4 separate regions of the Mus musculus genome follow, and regions 1, 3 and 4 are each linked to region 2. The links are chromatin loops, found by intact Hi-C in ENCODE. Cell type or tissue: heart. All regions are shown on one strand. Region 1 overlaps Pkia (protein kinase inhibitor, alpha). Region 2 holds the start of Pkia (protein kinase inhibitor, alpha). Region 3 overlaps Pkia (protein kinase inhibitor, alpha). Region 4 holds the start of Zc2hc1a (zinc finger, C2HC-type containing 1A).

The links. Hi-C counts contacts between places; a loop is a spot of excess contacts. Peaks named below come from ENCODE experiments on the same cell type or tissue, not always from the same donor. Only the 100,000 strongest peaks of a DNase experiment are listed, where the experiment ranks them.
Region 1: a loop joins it to region 2, with 4 times the contacts of the local background. A loop is called at or near these places in 14 of 42 quality-filtered maps.
Region 3: a loop joins it to region 2, with 2.3 times the contacts of the local background. A loop is called at or near these places in 14 of 42 quality-filtered maps.
Region 4: it touches region 2 in a loop (4-fold over the local background); 16 of 42 quality-filtered maps call a loop at or near these places.

The regions. Positions count from the first base shown.
Region 1 is chr3:7,431,172-7,433,671 of GRCm38, forward strand. All of the region lies in intron 1 of Pkia (protein kinase inhibitor, alpha), which reads left to right. Among named protein-coding and RNA genes, the nearest start is that of Pkia, 66 kb to the left of the region's middle. In heart, a CTCF peak has its summit at 1,552; no DNase peak of the experiment used is centred here.
Region 2 is chr3:7,365,160-7,367,659 of GRCm38, forward strand. Pkia (protein kinase inhibitor, alpha) reads left to right here and starts at 1,445. Exons shown (of 3, transcript NM_008862.3): 1 at 1,445-1,593. In heart, no CTCF peak of the experiment used is centred here; a DNase peak (open chromatin) is centred at 1,482; H3K4me3 peaks cover 1,882 bases; H3K27ac peaks cover 1,828 bases.
Region 3 is chr3:7,426,098-7,428,597 of GRCm38, forward strand. The region is part of intron 1 of Pkia (protein kinase inhibitor, alpha); the gene reads left to right. Among named protein-coding and RNA genes, the nearest start is that of Pkia, 61 kb to the left of the region's middle. In heart, no CTCF peak of the experiment used is centred here; no DNase peak of the experiment used is centred here.
Region 4 is chr3:7,500,934-7,503,433 of GRCm38, forward strand. It overlaps Zc2hc1a (zinc finger, C2HC-type containing 1A), which reads left to right and starts at 2,493. Exons shown (of 9, transcript NM_173181.3): 1 at 2,493-2,500. It also overlaps the pseudogene Gm23592. In heart, a CTCF peak has its summit at 1,058 (motif pointing left); a DNase peak (open chromatin) is centred at 2,478; H3K4me3 peaks cover 658 bases; H3K27ac peaks cover 439 bases.

The sequences.
Region 1 (2,500 bases), 66 kb after region 2:
CATAAAGATGTATAAGAGTGTGTTAGGAATTTATGAACCTATGTTCCAAACATTTAAGTACCAAAGTAAAGATGGGGTGGAAGGTTGAATCTCACCGTCCTCACACTCTGCATAAATTGAATCATTCAGGTTAGAGTGGGTCCACTTTCATTTGCCATCATCTGGAAGCATGGACAGTCTGTGGCTGCTGATAAAAGGATCTTTGCCGCATCTATACTTTGATTTAAGACTGACACTATGCAAGTAACTATGTTAGAAATGCATATACAAAACTAATAGCAAACCCATTTTCTTTTCAAATTAGAGTTTCAGTTAGCAAACAAATGATAGGACTGAATTTTAACATTTTTATGTATTTAGCACTTGGTTTTCCTCACATCTTGTCACTCCACTACCATCCCCATTCCTCCCACTCCCTCCCTTTCTGCCCTTCTCCAATGGATTCCTCTTCTGCTTTATCTCATATTCATTCCATAATTGAGAGAGTATATGCAATATTTTTTCATCTTAATAAGTCCCTGACTTGTCATAGCTTGCTATCTGTCTAGAAAGAGAGGTCACCATAATGTTGACAGTGCTTTCTACAGACAAAATTCTGACTTATAACTTGCTGTCTGAAGATGGGGAAAGTGATAAAAGAGAAGATGAGTTTCGGCTGAATTCTGAAGGCTCAGTCTGTTTCACCAAGCAGATTTATTTGCATTCCTGGTGGGGAACTGATTTAAGCAAATTCACCATCACAGATCTCTGAAAAACACTGTGCTATATTCTGCAATATACCAGCATGACATGTGTGGTGAAGTAAAATAGGAAGAAGCAAGAGCCATTTGCCCTTAAAAGGAATTCTAATTTTTAGAATTTATAGACTGTGTGAAGCTTTTGTTCTGTGAATATTGTTCTGGAAGCAGCATTTAAAATAGAATGAAAATGTAAGTGATTAAAAAAAAACTACTTATTGAGAAGTAATTAGAAATTGATTTCAAGGGTGAGAGATAAACAAAAATGTGCTAAACATGGTGTATAATGTTATAGCAAGTGGATGATTGTATAGGAGATGGTATAAAAGAAGATCAGTAGCATGTTTCAAAATTAAAAGGGAGGAAGGAAGGAAGGGAGGAAGGAAGAAAGGGAGGAAGGAAGGAAAGAAGGAAGGAAGGAAGGAAGGAAGGAAGGGAGGGAGGGAGGGAGGGAGGGAGGGAGGGAGGGAGGGAGGGAGGGAGGGAGGGAGGAAGGAAGGAAGGAAGGAAGGAAGAAAGAAAGAAAGAAAGAAAGAAAGAAAGAAAGAAAGAAAGAAAGAAAGAAAGAAAGTGGGCGAGAGGAAGGAAGGTAGGAAAGAAAACAATTCACCAGCAAAGAAAGACAACACTGAGAATATAGTTTAGGAGAAGAAGTTTGAGAAAACATTAGGCCAATGTCCTGCATCCTTTTAGGAAAGAAAGATGGAGCCATCAATGAAAACAGACAATATTTAATGTGTAGTCTTGAAAGGACTGGGGGGGGGGGTCTTTCCCATGGATCAGAGCACAAGGAAGAGTCACCTAGAGGTGAATAAAAGAACTTGTGCAACTCTGCAGACTAATAATAGTCAGAAATGTCTAGCTGAGCCAATTGGCACAATTGCGTGACTTTTTCTGGTAACAGCCACCTGGTAATAAGATCAAAGAATGTGTGCTGGGCTGTTTTCTCAGCATGAAGCAAAGGTAGGAAGGTGATGATCATAATAGCAAGGGGACTTCCTGATGCTTAGATGAAGAGACATGAACCAGTGGGCAGCTGATTTCCATGGTACCACACCTAGTACAAGTACAAAGTGCTGAAGGAACTAAGACGGGCTCAATGTGAAGGGACTTATTCACAAAGTATGAGATGAAAGGAAAGGTGGAGGTGATGGCCAGAGGAGGGGATTTCCAAATACAAGATTTTGGAAATAAAGTAATTTTGAGTAACAATGATTACCATCTCACTTGAAGCACATTAATTATCACATTATCCAGTGCACTTCTTTACTAATTAATAATTAAGAACAAAATGGTTAAAGCTTTCTCTGCAATTCACTCCATGACTGAATGACAGAGCAACAACCGTACTCCAAATTCTTCATGCTGGTGGAAGAAAATGTGTGACACAGGCAGCTAATGAAGAGGAAGATTCATTTGACCCGTGATTTTGTACTTTTCAGTGACCAGGTCCTGGTGCTTTGCAGCTGCAGCTAGGCATCATGGTGGTTCCATACAATGGAAGAGGATATACACCTCTTGGTAGCCAGAAAGCTAAAAAGAGAAAGAAGAGGACCCTGGGTCCCAAAACCCACTTTAAAGTTATGCTTTAAGGATGTAACTCTCTTCTGTTAGATCTTGCCATGTCCAATAGTGACATGGACTGGGTTTAAATGACTGGAATAGATTGTATACTGGTAATCAGTTATGTACTGTTTAAACTTACTGACTAAGCCCTCTGGGAATGTGAAGAGCTTTCTTATCCCAGACACATAGTGTCCTCT
Region 2 (2,500 bases):
TCCCAGGGTAATACTGGCAACCTCTAATGATGCTCACGAGGAAGGCCAAGATATGAGGAATGAGGCACATACACTGCAGAATACTAGTGATAAGGAAACTCCCTGCTTGGAAATGACTTGCTTGGAAAAGAAACCCTGGCCAAGCACCAAAAAGAGAAAATCCTAAGCTGCCTTTCGCCCTTTGTACTACCAATCACCTAACTGTTGGTTAGCCAGTACCTTGGAAGGAAGCAAAAGGAGATGTGCAAGATTTGTGGTAGCTCAAAATGACCACTCTTGTAAAAAGTTAAGTAAATATGTTCTTTTCCCAGAATTTGCCTCACTGCAAGGTGCGCTAAGAGATAGTCCTCTGATTGTTTAGAAAAACCCACTCAATGTCTCCGGTCCTTAAGTCTGTCCCCTTAATGCCGTTAAAGGTTAACTAATGATAAACTGCTAAACTGTGACTGAAAACTGCTCTTAAGAATGTATAAAAGGTGTGTGCTTTAGCTACTCGGGGTTGCTTCTATCCTGATTTCAGGATGACCCCAGCATGCTGGATCAATAAACCTCTTGTTTTTTGCATCAATCTTTGTCTCTGCGTCTCTGTGAGTGTGGGACATAACGGACCTAAGGCTTTTCGGGTCTTACAGACGCATGGAGGGAGAGCCAATTTAAGGAAGCAAGGACAAGAGGCTTGTGTGCATCCATGCTTAGTTTGTCACCAAGGGAAATTCTGAGAAATCCCTTGGGAGTTACAGGTATCTGCAGATGTGAAATCTGCCTCTTGTTTTTTCAAATATTATTGCTTTCACCCAGGCAGTCTAGCCCAAAAGCAAGGACTGTAGGGTACAAGGAGAGAGCTGGGATGCGCATCTGTCCACTAGCAAACAGAACTAAAATCCTGGAATGACCCTTCTCAGTGTCCTTGGGTGATTTCACTGCTCTCCTCCTTTCACTGGGTTGGAAGAACCCCATTCTATCACAATAGCAAGAAAATGGAAGTCCACAATCTTCAGCGTTCATAACTGTTTTTACTCTGTGTTAAAAATCAAATGACTCATGTTATGAGGGTTCTTAAAAAGGCCGGTTGCCCATTTTAATATTTTCGGAGTATATGACTGTTTATTTCAATAGACAATCATCCCTCAGATTCGGCGAAATGAACAGTACTGATAAGGAAGATGGAGAGGGTGGGAAACCTACACAGTCAGATGGAGCTATCCAAACAGCGATAGTGACAGGGGAGGGCGGAGATCAAGGACTCTCTGCAAAGAAGGTCTGTTTGCCCCTTCTGTTTTGTTGCACAATCCGGCAATGCTGCGGGTGTAAAATCGGTCAGAGAAAATCAGCCTCCACTCCGGGGAGCAGCGTCTTTCGGGTGCAGCTGGCAGACGCAATTCCTGGAACACAGAGCGGCGAGTCTCCCCCCGCGGTTCGCACCGAGTGCGCTGCTCCGGCGGGCGATGACTTCATGCAGCCAGCCTGGAGTAGCCAGCGGCCGCTGCAGCTGCAGGTGGGGCGGGGGCCTTGCGAGCCCAGAGCCCAGCACACGCGGCCAGGCGGGCAGGACTGCAGCCAGGGGCAGCCGGGACGCGTCTCTCCATCCTGAAGGTAAGCCGCTGACCCGCGCTTTCCGATCCAAGACGGCTTTCCGCCTGGTTGGGGCTAGCTTTGTAGGATCCGGGAAAGAAGAATTAACCCGCTGCATTCTACAGTGGGAAATGGAGCAAGGGAGTGAAAGGTTGATTAGCCTTGAATTGAAATGGGAAAAGAGGTGTTCGGAAGAAACAAAGGGGCTTTTCAGCCCCCAGCTCTTAAAGGCGACCAGCCATTTCCGTAGCAGGTTGGTTTAAACACTGATGACTATTAGAAATGTAAAACCGTCTGAATGTCCATTTAACCTTTGTGTCTTCTACTTTCCATCAGTCTTTCTCAGGCTTGGGAGGCGTGTGTCCTTTGAAGCAGTTAGGGCAGTAATCCGTAATCTCTCCCCTACACGTCCTCCTTGCTTCTCTGTCATCTCTGGTGTGATACCTGTGTGTTTCTTCTCTCATCTCAATGTCATGACACCTGCTTGCTTCAATACAGTTCCTTTGGGAGTCAGGGTGCAGTGAGAACTTCGCTCCCCTCCCGAGTTCTGCCTAAGGTGGGCTGCACTTGGCAACTTCTACCTTTATTTTCCATCTTCTCTGCCAATCAGCTCATTGATTTTCAGAGATGCTGTATCTCATCGTCTTTTTCCCTTCTTCAGTTCCATGACTGAGTTCATTAAGGACCCAAGAAGGGCTGTGCCTCACAGAGGGTTTCCCTTAACACACCCCTGTAGCTGTACAAAGGAATAAACGTCCCGCTTTCAGCTCCGGACAGACATGGTTTTCCCGAAGTGTTTTTCTTGCTGTCACCCTGGTTGGCTAACGAAAGGCTTGCTTGAGTGGAATAACAGAATATGTTGGGCTATGCAGACTGTTCTCTCTGCATACATGGGTACAGGAAAAGGAAACGGCAGTCTCTCCAAATA
Region 3 (2,500 bases), 61 kb after region 2:
TTTTATGGACCAAACATAGAAATCAAAGAGGACATATGATATGATTGAAAAGTCACATTCTGTAATGATTTAAATAGATGATCAGTTTGTGAAATACTGTCTCAATATAGTATGGAAATGGCTACATATGTATAAAGAAATATTGAAGACAAGCTCTAAATATAAAATGAAATAAACTTAGCTTAACATGTCCTAAAGTAAAATAGTATTAAAAATATCCCTACTAATTATGTAACATAATAACATGAACCTGTTACTTCATCATATAAATACTATATTGATAAAGCCATTAAGACATTTAAATTATCCTTGTACACTCGCTGGTGAATGTGGTGTGCCTTTTCAACTTTTAAATATCCCCAAAGCACTCAACTTCATAAACTTCATAACTAATTTATTATCTTATGCCTATCATTACACATTGGACCCATCCAATAAATTTGATCTTATTTTACTCCTCTTGTGATTTTAAAGATGGAAAAGTAAATAATAAATTAATTTTCTAAATGTTTCATAACCTACATTTTTATTTTTAAAACAATATTTTATCATTTTCTTATTTATTGTATGAGTTCATATACACATGAATGTCAGAGGATGGCTTGTAAAATAGTTTCTCTCCCTCCACCACATGGAACTCAGGAATGCACCTCAGGTGAGAGAGCTGGCTTGCTGACAACTGCCCTGAAACAGTGAACCATCTTTCTGACCCCTGATTTTTGAAAGCTAAATGTTTATCAGAAATACATACAGGGAAACACGTTAGTTTAATGGGAAGGTATCCATTTTAAAAGTATCTGTAGTCCTTAAAATAATACAGAGCTGGGGAAGGAAATAAGACAATCATTTAGAAAGATTCACGTAAGGAAGATCATTGCTAATCTTGGACTCTCAAAGCTGTTATGTGTTTGAAGTGGGTAAACCTAGGCTTCCGTTCTTATGTCAGTGTTTCTACTGACTGTGTAAAATATTAGTGAGTCAGTTAACCCCTCTGCTTCTGTTTCTTCATTTGAAGTGCACTACCTATAGATAGTATTTCTACTGCTAATTAACCATCTCAGCAGTACTCTTACAGGGATTAATCATGAAATATATATATGAAATATTGAAAAAATGATATAGAAATCTCTAACATGAGTACAAAATAAATCACTGGAAGCAGCCAATGCTATTTTACAAAAGACATTGAAAACAAGCTATTTGTGAGATGACTTCTTTCCCATGGGTGGAGCTGAGACAAGAACTGTCCATCTTGCTGAAAGATTCTCCATCAATAATACATTCTTGCTCTTGTCATTTCTCCCTTTACCTGACTGAGGTGTGCTCATATGTGTTGAGCCTATAAGCCATGTATATTCATTTTCAACATTAGTTCAAAATATTTGATAAAACATAAGAATCTAAAAATAAAAAGAACTTAATTCAGACTGCTATGAATTGACCAGAGCTTCCTGTTGCTGAGGCTATTGTTGAAATCTTGTTGTAAGTGGGAGCACACTAAAGAAGGTATTCATGGATAACTGTTCATGTGTTGCTAGAGAAAAGAGAATTTAAGAAATTAATGTAAGAGGACCTGATATTCCCCCTCTAAGGTATCTATCAAGATTACCTGTAAAAATGAGATAAGAAGATCTAAATATGGTTTAAGAAACAAAAGAAAAACTACAGAGTTAGTTTTTTACTAACTAACTAACTACCTAACTAACTAACTAACTAACTGTGTAGTTACTCTTCTTGGTAAATACCTGAGCACCTGCTCAGTCACATTGTAGACTGAAGGATCACCATTCCTAATAATCTCTATAGAAAACAAACTCGGGTTGTTTGTGCCCGGGTGTTTTGCAAAGGTTTTCTTTAAAGTGAATAATGGGATTTGTGACTGCAACATCCAAGCTTCCAAATGAAAAAGATACGTTTTGGAAAATGCCATATCTGGCTCAAAAAAAAAAAAAAAAAAAAACTAATTAGGTTGTATACTAGAAAATGTAACTAGTTGAAAAATTTACCTGACTCAATGCCCAGTGAACAAATATATGCCAAAAGAGTGATGCTCAGTATTGTGTGTGTGCATGCAAGAACAAAAGAGCCACTCATGACACAAGACAGATGTTAGAGACATTAGCAAATGGGGGTGGAAAGCATTTTCTTATGCTTTTACAGTCCACATTGTAAAAAAAGAAAAAAACAACTTTACAAATACCTGAAAAGGCTATTAAAGTTCTCTTCACTGTTGTAAACCTAAAAGAAAAATCGTTATGAGGACAGGTTTTCCTCACATAGCGCAATGGAAGCAACAGATTGCAACAGATCTAGTGCAGGTGCAGATTTGAGAAGCCAGATGTCCCTGATTAAGCCAGACATTTATAAAAGCCAGAGTTACGAATGTAAAACTATACAAAATTTCTGTCATCATTTCCTTTTTCTTTTAAAAACATATTTCCTTTACAAAACAAGTGTTTATGTAAATATATATTAGGTTTATTGGTATATTTCAGAGAAT
Region 4 (2,500 bases), 140 kb after region 2:
TGACCAGCTCTATCTTGCTGCCCAAGTGAGCTACAGGGTGACTCTCCCGAGTGTTGCAGTCTGTGAGGGACATGGTCAGTTCTCCCACTCTCTTTACCCAGGGGCCAGATCTCCTACCTGCCATAGATGGTAAGAGATGAAGGAGGGGAGGAGGGTATCTCTACTTCCTCTGCACAACAACCCAACAGACAAGAGGCAGTGCCAGCTCTCCTACACTTGTGCCCTTAGGGCTAGCTCACTCACAACCCCCACAACCCCCAGCTATACTGTGCTGCTCAGGTGAGGTATAGGGACTGCTCTTTTGAGTGCTGCAGCAGATAAGGAGCAAGGCCAGTTTTCCTGCTTTCATGATCCCAGGACCCACTATCACAGGATGCTTTGGTGAAGGATTGGGCCAGTTCTGTACAGCCTTCAAACATCAACCTTTCTCTGGGCAGCAGCCCAGAACAGGGGCATCCTTCACTTTGCCTTTGGAGGTAACAGAGTTCTGTTACTGTATGGCTATGGACCCAGACATGGCCTTCTGTAACAATGCGGGACTACATCACCATGGTCCCAGATGACATCACAGGCTACTCACATCAGGATGTTCCTCACTCCAGTTCTGCCTCTCCTCGTGTGCCCATACCCTTCTGTTTCTCTTTGTCTTCCAATTCTCTACCGCTTACTTGCTCCTCTTACTAGCACCTAGGGTCTCTGAATGTCTGGGGTTGTCTCAGGAGTACAATGCCCTGTTCATGCGTTATGGTGCTAGTCAGGGGTCCTGTCAGGCATGGCCTATCCCCTTAGGCCTGCATAGCCCTCCACTGGCAATCATCTCAGGATACCTCTCTGCCCAGACCCCATGGCACCATTCTGATGGTCATCTCAGCCCTGGACACTGTATGCTTCCCCATCCCCCCACCCCTGCCCCCGACAGGCCCCTCATGCCAGACTGGTAGCTTTTCTGACAGGCCTTTTTCCAGAAATGTGAGGTAAATTATTCATGGGTCAGAACACTGAACTAGACATAGCTTCTCTCCTCTCTGCCATCTACTGGCAGACATGTGATATAGCAGCCACACCTGTAAGGCTTCTAGATGGCAGGGCCTCTTAAGGTACTTTTGTTATTGTTGCTATTTTTATTATTGTTATTGATGTTACTGTAGATTTTATGGCTAATAAGGCTTGTGTCCATCATCCTAATATTTGTCTAAACTTGCAATATGCAAAGTAAATGTCTTCTTTATTTTGATAATTCTTTTTGTGTTCTTTTTATTTTTTTGGGCATTCTTATGAAAGCTGTCCTCAACCTCATCTGATTTTGTCTTAGAAGCATGGCCAGGGGACTGGTGGTGGCGGGGCTCTCTACACCAATATAGGGTAACTAGGTTGGTTGCCTGCATGGAGGTCCCAGAAACTCAGAAGTCAGGGAAGCCCAGAGCAGAACAAGGAAAGGACTCATGAGATAATTGCAGAATGGAAGTTTCTTATACTATTCTGTACCAGACTCGGACTCTACGGTCTTCACACCCACTGTGAGCGTCTTCTCACAGATAAGACCTCTTGGCGTTTGCTTGTTTAAACAAAATCAGAGAGTTACTGACATATTTAAGTGTATACAGAATTAAGACAACTTTTGAATTAAACTGCTCAACAAGAAAACAGTGTAAGACTTGTTACGAACAAAATATATTGATAACTTAGTAATGGACACCCCAGAATCAGTAAACAATATGATTGGTTTATTCTTGCTAAGTAAAATTTTCGAAGAGTTTTAGTAAGGGTAAAATGTGTTAGACTGTGAAGCAAAACCGTTTGAGTGGTTGGATTCCATTTTGACTCTGACAGAAAGACACCTTTGTGCCTTGATAGGTTAGCTTCCCAGTTTAAAGCGCTCAGTACAGTACAGCCTTGATGAGATGCAGAACTGCAGTTGAGGGCAAGCATAGTGCTGGCCAGGGAAAGATTGTGCAACGGGGAAGTTTCATTTCTAATTTCGGGCCTAACTTTTTATAGTTAGAAAACTGTTTCAGAAGTTTGGCGCAATCTCAGTTCCACAGTCCCATACAGAAAATATGACTTACCTAGGAAACAATGTCTTAGCCCATAGAGCTGTGTCTGAAGAACAAGGCTAGAGGATGTTGCTTGATTTAAAAGGGCAGTGAACACGGGATGGTGCTGGACCAAGGCCCCCTTATCTTGTTACAAGAGCTCAGAGGGACCTGTTAAAAAGACATTCTCTTACTGACTGGAGATGAGGAGCTCCGAGATGCGGAGGCATTCTAAGCTGGAAAACAAGGTGTGAGCCTAAATGTGGCTGAAGTGGAACAAAGGCGTGTAAGGATCTCGGATTGCCAACAAAAGTAGCTGCGGTTTCCAGGGAGGGTGGTTGGAAAAACCTTGGTGGAAGGAGAGTCCCTCGGGAGGTGGCAGAAGGCGCAGCCCCGCCCTTAGTAGCTCCGCCCCTGTCACCCCGCCCCCACCCGCGCGGACCAATAGGAGGCCGGGATGTTAGAGT